2 separate regions of the Mus musculus genome follow, and region 2 is linked to region 1. A link is a loop called in an ENCODE intact Hi-C map of the cell type or tissue named here. Cell type or tissue: heart. All regions are shown on one strand. Each heading gives the region's core, and the rest is flanking DNA. Links, peaks and the distances in the headings are about the cores only.

Region 1 (3,224 bases), core at 314-2,813:
TTTACACAGAACCAGTGTTCATCTCAGAATTAGGAGGAGAGAATTAAATAAAAGCTGTGCAAAGAAATCTCTATATGCACACTATAAAATTCCCTTAAAAAAAAAAAAAAACCCTGCTGGGTCGTGGTGGCGCACGCCTTTAATCCCAGCACTCAGGAGGCAGAGGCAGGCAGATTTCTGAGTTCGAGGCCAGCCTGGTCTACAGAGTGAGTTCCAGGACAGCCAAGGCTACACAGAGAAACCCTGCCTTGAAAAACCAAACCAACCAACCAAACAAACAAAAACCTACACATTTCATCTAACATGAAGAAGAGGGGAGAGAGAGCCTTATTTCTTGGAATTCACTCTGAGGCCTTAGCTAATATCGTCTGTTGAGGAAGCACAGAATATACCACCCGGCTTTCCACCGTTCTGACTACTAGGATACATTCGACAAGAAGGTATTAACTCTTAAATAATGCTCCAATTTAGATCGCCCTTAACAGGCACCTATAGCCTCCTTGGCCTCATATGCAGTAAGCCTGGGCCAGGCCAGTCACTGGGCACTCCTCACTTCATCTGTTCATTTTCTACCTGCTTATATCGCTGTGACTGAGCAAGAGATAAAAGGTTCACCTCTGCCCTGAAAAGCCTGTGTTGTCACCATCACTCTGCCTGCCAGGACTAGGGAAAGGGCACTGGCCTCACTGGCGCAGGAAACGGGAGTGGAGTGCAAGGCCAAGAAAGAGATGAAGGTCCACCATCTTTTCAGGAAGAGGAGACCTTTTCCCCTGGGGCTGGCTCACTTTGTTTTCTCCAAAGGATAAATAAGGGATGTCAGGCATTGTGGTGCCATGCGAGAATGCGGAGGAAGGGACTGGAAAAATCACAAGTTCAGGGCCACTCTACAGTACTCAATGAGTGTGAGGTCAGCCTAAAACTACACGAGACAGTCTCTCAACATCACACTAATTTTAAAAGGAGACTTCTTTGACTACTCGCACGAAAGAACTAAGGGTCTGGTAAAAGAATGAGGAAAGACTGTGCGGTAAAAAGGCGTTTCGGGTTAAGAAAGATACTATCATGGACATATGGACCTTTGGAGCTTAAAGATTATTTTGTTCTGTGAATCCTGCTACTGAAAGGAGAGGCGATTTTAATAATTTACAGAAGGCGATCCTGGTGGGTCCAGCCTGTGATCTCTGTACTCCCAGTGGCGGAGGCTGAAAGACTGCCGCGAGTTCCAGATCAGCCTGGGATACCGAGTGAGAGAGCCTTGCCTCAACAACAATCCGACAATCGAAAGCAAGAGAAGTTTGTAAGGGGCTCGTGAAACAGCTCTTTACGGTTAGTGTTCCCCTTCGCAGGGAGATGTGCGGTTTGGACACAGCCAGCTAATAAAGAGGGCCGGGGTCGAACTCAGACCACCTCCCCCGCTGACCACTGAAGAGATTCTCCCGCCCCGCTCAGAAACCTCAAGTTCCTCTAACCCCCACGATGGATCCTCTCCCCGATACTTCTGGTCTTTCCCATCGTGCACTCTTACTTTCCAGAAGCTCCTCCAGTTCCCGGTCGTCTTCGACCCCAACACCGCAACCTTCCTCAGCAGCCGCCATCTTACTGCCTCCGACTTGCCGTAGGAGGTGGAACCACTGGCGCCACCACATGCCCCGCCCCAACCCCGCCCCCATGACTTGAGCAGCCAATAATATCGTTCTACCGTGCAGGACCGCCATTTTTAAAGGGACAGGAGACTGGGTTTGTTTTTGTTTTTGTTTTTTTTCTTGGGTTGGGCCTCAAACCTAGGTTCTTGCACGTATTAAGCAAGCACTCGGCTACTGGAGCTACAGAGCCACAGCGGTTTGCCTTGAACTAGATAGATTGCTCAAGCTGGTCCAGAAATCGGGGTCTCCCTTCCCCGTCTCCACTTCCAAACTACTTGACCCATGAGGCCCAGCTGTATTGTGGGGGCGGGTCAGAAGGGGTGGGAGGGTTTATTGCGTTTTGCTTGCCCCATCTTTAACCTGGAATCTTTAATCTGGGTTTTGTTTTCAGGCAGGGTTTTCTAATCCTACTGTCTCCACCTCCCAAGGACAGAGATTACAGCACAGGGCTCAGCTAAAATACGAAGCTATTAAACGAGCAATTTTTCGCTTGAGACAGGATTGCCAAATTGAAGCAACCTTGGTTTCATCCTCAAAGCACACGTGGTAGGAGAGATGTCTATCATGTGCTGGCTCTGACCTCCGAATATGCTCCTTGACATATACACAAAACAGATAAACAAAGATCATCCAATTTATTTTTAGCGTATAATGAGCATCTACTGTTGTATACAATCGTGCTGAGCACAGTGAAATCTACAAGTGGATCAGGGATGGTCCTACCTGTAGAGGTTGACTGGAGATAGAATTGGAAACACAGATGTTACTTAAGCAGATTAAAAAACAAGCATTCTTTCTTTGAATCATTTCTTTCAGTTTTCTTTGTGTGTTGGGGGGATTGTCTTGTTTTTGTTTTATCGAGAATGTTCTGTATGTAGCCTTGGCTTTCCTGGAACTCTGTAGACCAGGCTGGCCTTGAACGAAAAAAATACTCTTGACTCTGCCTCGAGGGTGGTGGCATTAAATGCGTGTACCACCACACCTGTCTCTCTTTTCTATTCAGCTGGCAAGAAGTGGCAAATCCCTTTGGAGCTAGAGCAATAGGTGGTTGGCAGCCACCAGATGTGGGTGCTGGGAACTAACCTGAGTCCTCTGCAAGAACAGTCTTTGCTCTAAACAGCTAAGCCATCTCTTTAACCACCATGATATCTTTTTTTTTTTTTTTTGAGACAGCATCTTGCTCTTTAGCCAATTGTTCTGCTTTAACCTTCCAAGAATCCGAATTATGGCTGTGAATTGCTGTGCCAGATTCTTGCCTGACCTTGAAGGAAGAATGTATAAAACTTAAGAAAATATTCCCGTAATATACACATTTTTGAGAAAGCAGTCTTAGTTTGAGGATTATATTTAAGAAAGCAACTCTTAAATCTGAAAACACTAAAGTCCTGTGCTCTTTGGAGCAGCTTTTCCTCCTCAGTCAGGCACACTCCCCCCCCCCCACACACACACACAATGTATGTTCCAGTTTACTCATTGCAGCAATGCTGATAATCAGCATAAATAACCCAGATACTATGAGGAAAACCTAAACACACAACACACATATAAAACTTTAAAATGTCTTGAATTAAAAAAAAAAAA
Region 2 (3,224 bases), core at 270-2,769, 94 kb before region 1:
TCAAACTTGTCTTATAGTGGTAACTCGGACCCAACACAGTTACAAACAAGGCTAAATAAAATAATAAATAAGTGGGATACTGGTAGAGGACTGTGGCTGGCAGACACAACAAAGAAAGAGGAAACAAAACAAGAAACCCTCCCACTGGAAGGTGTAGCCAGCCCCTCTTTCTCTATGTCAGGCCCCTTTCTCAGAGCTTTCCTTCCACTCCTCCCGCTTCTAGTGCAAGGTCTCCTGGGGACAGAGCTAGATCAGTGTGGGGTCCACCTCGGCTGCTGACAGGGCTGAAACAGACCCTGGAAGATGGAAGCAGGGGTGGGGAGGTGTGTGAGTGAGATGGGGAGGGGGAGGGGGAGGGACCAGCTCCTCAAGTTTCAGTAGTGAGGAGCTTTGAGTGTCTGGTGGGTTAAAAATACAGACGCCCCAACTCAGGGTCATTTGATACGGGGAGCTGAGGCGTGTTAGATCCAGAGGCCTGCACTCAGGCAGCCTGGAAGGAAGGGGGCTGAGGAGAAAGAAGAAAGGAAAGCATGAGAGAGGAGGCCTAGAGTAGTAGTGTGGGAGCTGAAGAGAGTAAGGGTGGAAGTGGGGCCGTAAAGGGCCAGAAGAACGGAGTGGTGGCTGCACAGACAAGGAGGCGCTGAAGCAGTCAGGGTCACCACCAGAGTCCTGTCTGGCTCCTAAGGTTCAGTTCACAGTGGAAGAGGTCTGGTGTGCCAGTGTCCGTTCAGATAGCTCCCTCTCCCCAGAACCCTGAAGAAATGAGACACCATGGCTGGATCATCTACTGAGCAGGCCTGCCCGTCACTCCTGGGTGGCCTCTGCAGCCACGGGTGTAAGCTCTGCCTGGCACATCAGTCACTCTCCTGGGAGATGAAGAGACAGGATTCTGAGATCTCCTCAGCTCCAGTGCCATGCTTGGGCTACCTCTGGCCTCTCCCACTACAATGTCAGCTGTCCCTCTTGGATCCACTCCTGACATGTTCTTAAGAATGCTAAATTAGCTATATAAGGTCTGCCCCATGGGAATGCAAGATGCTATTCTGCTAGCATAACTTTATACTTCTTCCTAGATGCGAATTAAACGCCATCCTTCTAGAATGAGAAGTACGTTGCACTGTGGACATGGAAGTCTGACTTTATTGTGATCTCCCCCTTGAGCCCTCTTGAGCCTCAGTTTACCTAAATATAGTATGAGCCCTAGAAGGCCATGCAGGAGTCCTTGCTAAGTACTCAAAGCTTAATTCAACTCTTCACCTCTAAGCTAGGACCCTAAAAATGACAGCCTTCGTACCTCCAGCTCAGCTGTGTGCCTCAGATGCACAGAATTAATCCACAGCGTCCGATAAGGGCACAGGGTCCACCTCTTCCTGTTTACCTCGAGTTAACTTTTTCCCATACTTATACCGGATCATCTGTCCTTGTCAAAGACATAGGAATGAATAGTAGCTATTAGCTCTCTATAGACCTGTGCAGTCTGAGGAATCCTCCCAGCCCCTTATGCCCTAGAATCAGAGTCCCACGGGATCAGGCCAGAGCCCTCAGAGGAGGAAGCGCCACGAAGCAGTGGGCAGTACAGGCAGAGAAAGCCCAAGTCGCCATCACTACAGGATGGAACTCGGGCCAGCCCTGTCCTTCCCCCTGCATTCCTGAGTTGGGACTGTTGAGTGAAGCAAAGGAAACTGACTGGAGCTAAGCCAGGATTCTGGTCTTGGACTCCGCTCCATCTTTTATTCAGAGAATGATCTCATCCTTGGTCCACGGTCTTTAAAGGGAACTGCACGGGGGTTTCTTTCCTGGAGCCTGGAATGCGCTTTTATTGCTCATGTCTCGTCCATAAGATCAAAGAAATAGGCTTTACCTATAGAAGACTGCTGGATTTTAGGAGTTAGAAATACCACATTCTCTCCTGTATTATCAGTTTAGCCTCTGGCCCAGAAGGTGTCGTCCTTGCTACCTGTACTTCTTTCTGATAGGCCTTGTCCTACTCTGGGATCCCTGGATACCCTACATCCCCCCTCCTCCAGCCCCAGCCTCACTTACCCCTAACTCATCTGGTCTTATTTTTAGATCCGGCATCTCTCTCTCTCCCTTTCTTAATATGGCGATGAGCTCTTAGGCCTGCATGGGGCCAGGGGCTAAGGAGTCCTGGACACTGGGGGAGGGGGAAGGAACCAGCTGCTGGGAGGGAGCCTAGGGAAGAGGTATAGGAGGTGAGAGGATTCAGGCTCTCATGGAGCTGTCCTGGCCTCAGAAGGTTATCCATCCCTCCTGCCAACCACAGAGACATATTTAGACAGGACCAGGTGGGGACGGAGGGGGTGCCAGTTTCAAGGGGCAGCTCCGGTTCCCTCCCCGCCCCTGCTCCTATTCCTCCTCCTGACCCTTTTTCTCTTGGCTCTGTCGGCAGTTTCTCCAGGACCCAGCAGTGTCCTCTGTCCACTGCTCTGGCCCACTCTCTACCCCACCCCCACCTGGAGCCCCTAACTCAGGATTCTGTATCCGAGGGGCACCTCTCCCTATTTCAGCTAACCTCCTCTGGACCAGGAGAGCAGGCCCAGATTGTACTACCTCCATGAGAGCTACCGACAGGATGGGGGCCAGAGCAGTGTCCGAGCTGCGGCTGGCACTGCTGTTTGTACTGGTGCTAGGGACGCCCAGGTTAGGGGTCCAGGGGGAAGATGGGTTGGACTTCCCTGAGTACGACGGTGTGGACCGTGTGATCAATGTGAACGCCAAGAACTACAAGAACGTGTTTAAGAAGTATGAGGTGCTGGCCCTCCTCTACCATGAGCCCCCCGAGGACGACAAGGCCTCGCAGAGACAATTTGAGATGGAGGAGCTAATCCTGGAGGTGAGTGGAGAATAGCAGGCCTGGAGAGCATGCTCAGTCCCCTCGGTGAGCCCTGAGTCTGAGGGTGGGGGCTAGCTTAAGAGCAGCATGGCTGCTGGGCCTCTGTCTCCACCAAGTACATGACTGGAATGTGGCCTTGGCAAAAAGAAAAAGACTCAGGGACCAAGGTCCTACCCTTCTGTTGGTAAGTTGTGCTGCAGGAGGCAGGGGCACTAGGTTTGGCTGGGGGGGGGGAGAAGCTGGGTGGGGGGAGCTTGCACAGTACCCTGCACTGTGCTTCATACTACTCTTGTGGCCAAAAGATCCCCCTCTCTTTACACACGTAGGGCCGTGCTCCAAGACGCAAACAGCAGAACCGTGAACACGATTG

What was found. Peaks named below come from ENCODE experiments on the same cell type or tissue, not always from the same donor. Only the 100,000 strongest peaks of a DNase experiment are listed, where the experiment ranks them.
Region 2: a loop joins it to region 1, with 8 times the contacts of the local background. A loop is called at or near these places in 1 of 42 quality-filtered maps.

Annotation. Positions count from the first base shown.
Region 1 is chr1:172,125,150-172,128,373 of GRCm38, reverse strand. It overlaps Pex19 (peroxisomal biogenesis factor 19), which reads right to left and starts at 1,619. Exons shown (of 8, transcript NM_023041.3): 1 at 1,526-1,619. The coding sequence starts at 1,595. In heart, for the core only: no CTCF peak of the experiment used is centred there; DNase peaks (open chromatin) are centred at 693 and 1,603; H3K4me3 peaks cover 1,994 bases; H3K27ac peaks cover 1,448 bases.
Region 2 is chr1:172,219,042-172,222,265 of GRCm38, reverse strand. It overlaps Casq1 (calsequestrin 1), which reads left to right and starts at 2,371. Exons shown (of 11, transcript NM_009813.2): 1 at 2,371-2,854. The coding sequence starts at 2,576. In heart, for the core only: no CTCF peak of the experiment used is centred there; DNase peaks (open chromatin) are centred at 1,635, 2,345 and 2,625; H3K4me3 peaks cover 1,550 bases; H3K27ac peaks cover 2,500 bases.